Linked DNA regions of Mus musculus: region 1 is linked to region 2. Evidence: chromatin contacts called from ENCODE Hi-C or POLR2A ChIA-PET data. All regions are on one chromosome and are shown on one strand. Each heading gives the region's core, a stretch centred on a gene start or an enhancer-like site at or near the end of the contact. The rest is flanking DNA. Distances are from core to core; before and after follow the strand shown.

What was found. Hi-C counts contacts between places; a loop is a spot of excess contacts on that map. ChIA-PET counts read pairs that join two places held with the same protein, here RNA polymerase II (POLR2A).
Region 1: a loop to region 2 is called in a map of left cerebral cortex, with 4 times the contacts of the local background. The contact joins the promoter of Ppp1r42 here to the promoter of Snhg6 in region 2. A Hi-C loop is called at or near these places in 2 of 37 maps with a recorded cell type or tissue (both left cerebral cortex). POLR2A ChIA-PET finds 5 or more read pairs at or near these places in 3 of 5 experiments (Patski and embryonic stem cell).

The regions. Positions count from the first base shown.
Region 1 is chr1:10,007,658-10,010,486 of GRCm38, reverse strand. Ppp1r42 (protein phosphatase 1, regulatory subunit 42) reads left to right here and starts at 1,351. Exons shown (of 9, transcript NM_145692.2): 1 at 1,351-1,415. It overlaps LOC115487608 (a small nuclear RNA gene), which reads left to right and starts at 570; the gene lies at 570-673.
Region 2 is chr1:9,942,320-9,945,397 of GRCm38, reverse strand. Snhg6 (small nucleolar RNA host gene 6) reads left to right here and starts at 1,280. Exons shown (of 4, transcript NR_024067.2): 1 at 1,280-1,378; 2 at 2,681-2,788; 3 at 3,007-3,075. Snord87 (small nucleolar RNA, C/D box 87) reads left to right here and starts at 2,855; the gene lies at 2,855-2,928. It also overlaps a transcript of Mcmdc2 not described here.

The DNA of each region.
Region 1 (2,829 bases), core at 102-2,601, 65 kb before region 2:
TGGCTGATGAATCTATACCTGGCTTCTCTTAGCATTTCTCTTTCCTTCTTCCCTCACCACAACTGGTTTCAACAATGAGTTGGGGGTTTGTTTTGTTTTGTTTTTAAATGGATTTTCAAGTTGAGGTTCAGCCCTGGCTGTTTATAGACTCACAAAGATCCACCTGCCTCTGCCTCCATAGCGCTGAGATTAAAGGTATGCACTATATCCCGAGAGTCCTTTTCACTGTGAATGATGGTTTCTTGTACTAAGTGTTGTCCTTCTTATCTTTCATTCCTGTTATTTATTTTACAAACATTTGTCAAGCAAGTACTGGTATACACCGCATTAGGTATACACAGCATTTGCCTACCCACTGACAATGGTGAGAGAAAAGAATGCTGTCCTCAGTTCTTTTCTTTCTTTCGCTCTTTCTTTCTTTTTCTTTTACAAAGGCAGATCCTTGTTATGCTAAAGAACTTCATATTAGTTGTTGAGGAAAACAGAAACTAACAAAATGCAACAGTAAGGCTTTCTGAAAGTTTACCCTGATCTAAGCTGAGATAAAGAGGGAATAAAACGTAAGAGGGGTGATCACTTCGGCAGCATATGTACTAAAAGTGGAACAATACAGAGATTTGCACGGCCTCTGCACAAATATGACACACAAATTTGTGAAACATTCCATATTTTTGTGACTGGGAGCGTGCGGGGCAGGTGGTGGTGGCGGCGGCGGTGATGGTGAGTGGGATGAATAAACTAAAAACAAACAAACAAACAAAAAACAGATGGCAGTGGCTCGTGCCTTTCATCCTAACAGAGGTAGTGGATTGATGTCAGAGTTCGAGGTCAGCCCAAGTTCCAGGACAGACAGAGCTACACAGAAAAACCCTGTCTCAAAAGACAACAAAAACAAAAACAAAACAAAAGAGGAAAGAAAACGTGCTATTGATACCCCAAAAGCTGGAGAATGGAACAGAGCATATCGGAACCCGAGAATCCTGAATAAGACAGGAAGCGGCAAGCTGCGAGGAGTGCCGTGACTATCAACCCAAGTTTGGGTTTTATCCTAGCAATGAATGTGGAGTTCTGGCTGTACCTACAGGCTATTCCTTTGGGTCTATACAGGGGCAGGTGTGGTTACCGGACACTAAAATAATCAAAGGTGATGGAGAGGGAAACGATAGCCTGCAAATCTTATTCTGCCCAAACTAACTGGTCTTTTTCGGGACCACCAGTGCACAACACCAACTCTCTGGCGTCCCTGTCACAAAGAGCCAGACTCAAGGCGGGCCCTGCGGGCTTCCCTGACGTCACGAGACTTAATCTGCCTGGGCGTTTGGAGCATTTGGTCGCCTGGCAACCGCCGCTGGCTTTGGAGGAGCCTGGCACAAGGACACTGACCAAACCAGTTACAGACCCGACTGGACAGAGCGGTGAGAAGCCCCCCGAAAAGCCTAGCCAGGAATGTTCGTGCACGCAGACTCTTAATACCGGTTAAAGTGCAGGTCCCTGAGCCCTGTCCCTAAACAGCTAGAATAGCAGACACACTTTAGAAGACTAGTTCGGACCAGCAGGCAAGGCTGGAAGCTCTCTAGAAGCCGGAGGGTGGAGGGGGCGAGGGAGCGGGGCCCAGGCTTTGAAAAGTCTGGAGGGCTGAAGCCCCACTTAGAGAATCTGGAAGCCACTGAGCTAAGGCCTAAGAAGAAATGTAGGTAGAAACCAAACTCTGAAACTGTCTGTCCTACCCAGTCTGCAAGGAGCCTAGAGGTGATAATCAGCAGAGGACCCATTCCCAGAGCCTTTCCCTCTGGTTTCTGGGAAGATGAGTCCCAGCAGTTGTATCCAATAGGAGATATTATGGAAAATGACTTCTCTTCTGAGAAAATCAAGGACACTCCTACAAGTGTTGACCTTATTGCTTTTATTATAATGTTCTAAAATGTACACAAGTTCAACTAAGTGCAGTTTAAGCCCTCTGGGGCTTATTATTTCTCTAAAACAATGAAACTACACTACAGTAAAGTTAGAGTTGGTGCTTTCTTGATGAAAAGAATGGTGGTGTTTTGACAAAACAATTTTCATGAACTCCCAAGCAGTTTATTATTTAATATTTTATGTTGTGGGTTATGGTGAGTCTCTCCCTTTCCACATTCAAACCCCTGGGTATTTTTCCTATAGCTTACTGATTACATTCCTTGGCCTTCTCTTGATTTAAAAATATTTTCAGCTTGTCTCTTCTTTTCCAAAAAGTCTCATGTAGCCCAAAATACCCTAATACTCACTTGTAGCCAAAGCTGCCCTTGAACTTCCTTCTTCTACCTCCTAAATTCTGGGGTTATATGAGTGCCACCAGCTCAGCTGCCTCCTTTCTTTACAGAGGCACCAGTTTTTATACAGAATTCATCTGTGGTGAAATAATTAAAAATATACTACTCTCTTGCCGGGCGGTGGTGGCGCACGCCTTTAATCCCAGCACTCGGGAGGCAGAGGCAGGCGGATTTCTGAGTTCGAGGTCAGCCTGGTCTACAAAATGAGTTCCAGGACAGCCAGGGCTATACAAAGAAACCCTGTCTCAAAACAACAACAAAAAAACCACTCTCAAATATGCTGCTCTGGCACATTGACTATTTTAAGTTAAAGACACTTGAAATCACAGCAGGTTGCCTGCCCACTGTTCTGCCTACCTGCCTGTCTGCTGACTGCTTCCCTTGTTAAAAGCCCTTTCCTATTCAAGGAAAACAAAAAACGTTTTCACTGTTAAAAACAAATGAAACAAGAAAATAGCAAAGACAAGTCCAGGGCTGGGAAAAGATCAATGACAATCAATGACAGAATTTATTATCTAAT
Region 2 (3,078 bases), core at 31-2,530:
TTCACCCCTCCATGACCTCTGCATTGGTTTCTGTACTGCTTGAGTTCCTATTTTGACTTCCTTCAGTGATGAATAGTGGCTTAGAATGCTAAATCAAATGAGCCCTTTCCCTCCCCAATTTGCTTTTGGTTGTGGTGTTTCATCATGACCATTAAGTTCAACAATAGTAACTCTAACACATTAGGTGACTACTTTCTTTTTTTTTTAAAGATATATTTATTTATTTTTATGTATGTGAGTACACTTTAGCTTTCTTCAGACACACCAGAAGAGGTCATTGGATCTCATTACAGATGGTTGGGAGCCACCATGTGGTTACAGGGATTTGAACTCAGGACCTCTGGAAAAGCAGTCAGTGCTCTTAACTAGCTGAGCTGTCTCTCCAGCCCGGTGACTACTTCATGACTAAGAAAAATTCTATTACTATTACAAATCAAACTCATTAACAGCTTCTCCTTTTTTTCTTTCTTTCTTTCTTTTTTTTTTTTTCTTTCTTCTTTAGGTTTTTTCGAGACAGGGTTTCTCTGTGTAGCCCTGGCTGACCTGGAACTCACTCTGTAGACCAGGCTGGCCTCGAACTCAGAAATCCGCCTGCCTGGGATTTAAGGGAATAAGTGCTGGGATTAAAGGTGTGCGCCACCACGCCCTGCACGCTCCTTTTTTTCTGACAATCAATTTTTATCTCTCTTTCTGTGAGTGTGTCCGTGTGCTTGCTGCTTCCAGAACACTAACTCTAATGGAGCTGCTGTGGGCTGGGGATGTCTTAGCAGTTAAGAACACTGACTGTTCATCCAGAGGACCCAGGGTTAGATTCCCAGCACTCATATTGTAAGTTGGGTCACATATAACCCCAGTTCCAGGGCATCTGACACTCTCTACTGAACTCTGTCAGTACCAGGTTCTCGGGCGAGGCACACATGGCTAGCGTGCAGGCCAAACACCCATACATATAAAATACATCTTAGAAAAAAAAAATTAAATAGTTTCTAATACCAACGGTTTTTAAACACTGAAGTAGGTGAGGATGTAGAAGACCCAGCAAACATAAGGACCTGGACTGGGAGACTGTCCTATTTTAAGGCATTATTCATTACTTGAAAAATCAATTAAAAAGCTCTAGCGGAAGTATTCGCACTAATTCCCACAACCTGCTCCCTCCGCCCCACTAGAAACACAGAGCCGGAAGAGGAGGGGGTGAAGGCGAGCACGCAGAAGAGGGCTGGCCGGAAGAGGCGGGGCCTACAGGAGCGCCTTAGGGTCGCGCACGCTGGGCCACTTCCTTTCTCGGCAGCGCCGTAGAGCGCGAGCAGACGGTGCAGCATGGCGCACAGCGGAGGCCGCGGGCGGCCGAACCCGGCGTGTCCTTGGGCGTTTCCAGGTGCGAATCCTGCGGTCTGCTTAACCCCGTGTGTGCGGAGAGGGCTTCCTTGTTGGCGGCGTCCGTCTCTAGCCGGGTACGGGGGCCCCATGGCTCCCGGGTTCGGTGTGGCCCTTGGCCCGCTGTGAGCGGCGGGGCGCGTTCCCAATGGTCTCCAAATCTTAACCGAGATTAGTTATAAGGCCTGCTCCTCTGGACGCTTCGAAGTGCGGGCACAAGCGGCCGCTTCTGGCGGCAGCTTTCATCTGGGCCTGCACCCTGGCGGGAGCCCCTTTGTATCCCCAAGAAAAGCCACCATGCGGTCTGTTTCAGGCTTCCTAAGTGAGTAATCCATAGGAAATTTTACAGAGGCGGAAAAGTACTGCTTCTAAGATGTTAAGACCGCCAATTTTAGGCTTTTTTTTTTTTTTGGCTTTTTTTTTTTTTAAAGATTAATAGTTTGATCTGAAGTATTGGCATCACTCTAAAAAGCTTGTATTCATGGATCAACCCTGTAAGTACGATCTAAAGTTGGAGCAAAATTTTCAAACTATTTGAAAGCCACGCAGGGTGGGGATGCTGGCAAAAGAAGGTGGTGGTAAGTTCTGAAGCGTGTGGATACAAAAGAACACTACATTTCAGGCCTGCATGTTATACTTTACTGTTGGTATCTGTAAGCCAAATTGGGTACTCTGGATTTCTGTAAACTCAGCGTTTCAAATATGAAAATGATTAAGGATTTCTCATCGGTTTGCAGGTGATAAGTCATCACCAGTAATCGGTTCAATCATTCATTCTCTGATTTGTGACTCTGGCCATGCCGTTTCCTGTTCTAATGTCCCAGTGATGGTCTGCACAATTGCATATATGCCTCAAGCTTTTCCGTGCAAGCACCAAGACTGAGAAGCCAAGGCTTGGTACTCAGTCCTTTAAGTTAGTACTGGCAGTGAAGGGCGTGAGTAAAATGTTTTTCTGTCTGTGATGGACGGATGATGGGACAGGAACTGAAGCACCACAGGAACCTGGAGTTAGCGGATGCCGAAGCCATGGAGGATGCTATTAGCTTACGCTTTGGTTCTTAGAGAACACAGGGCCTCCAGCCCAGGGGAGGTGGCTGCCCCCTTACCCCAGTCACTGATTATGAAAATGCCTTACAGGCGTGCTTGTCCACAGCCCTATCTTAAGGATGCATTTTTACAATTGTAGCTTCCTACACCAGTGATTAGCTTGTGTCAAGGTGACATAAAAGTAGCCAGTGCACACTCATGCAAGGTATTAAAACATGGAAGTAAAATGAGAGTTCACAAATATTTTAATTTTTAGGTGCAACAAAACCTGCTCATTTGAAGGTGCTTGAACAAATATTTTCTAAACACTTGTCATGGAGAGTGATTGAAACAAGCTGCCAGGACTACATTTGCCAATAACAAGGTACAAATTGTGTGTGTGGTTTTTTTTTTTCTTTGAGGTTTGATTAACAGGGCCTTAATAGCTGGCACAATGATGACTTAAGTTTTTGCCGTTTACCCAGCTGAGTGTTTCTTTGAAGAGAGAATCTTAAAAGACTGAGATGCCAGCAGTATATAGATGATGCAAATGACTAACATGTGACGCCATTGTTAAAATGGGTTACTGTTTGTTCTCCCCAGCATGTAGGTGGCTGTAGTGGATGTCCAACTTTGGGAGCTGTGATGTCTAAAAACCCTTTATTGTTTTGGGTA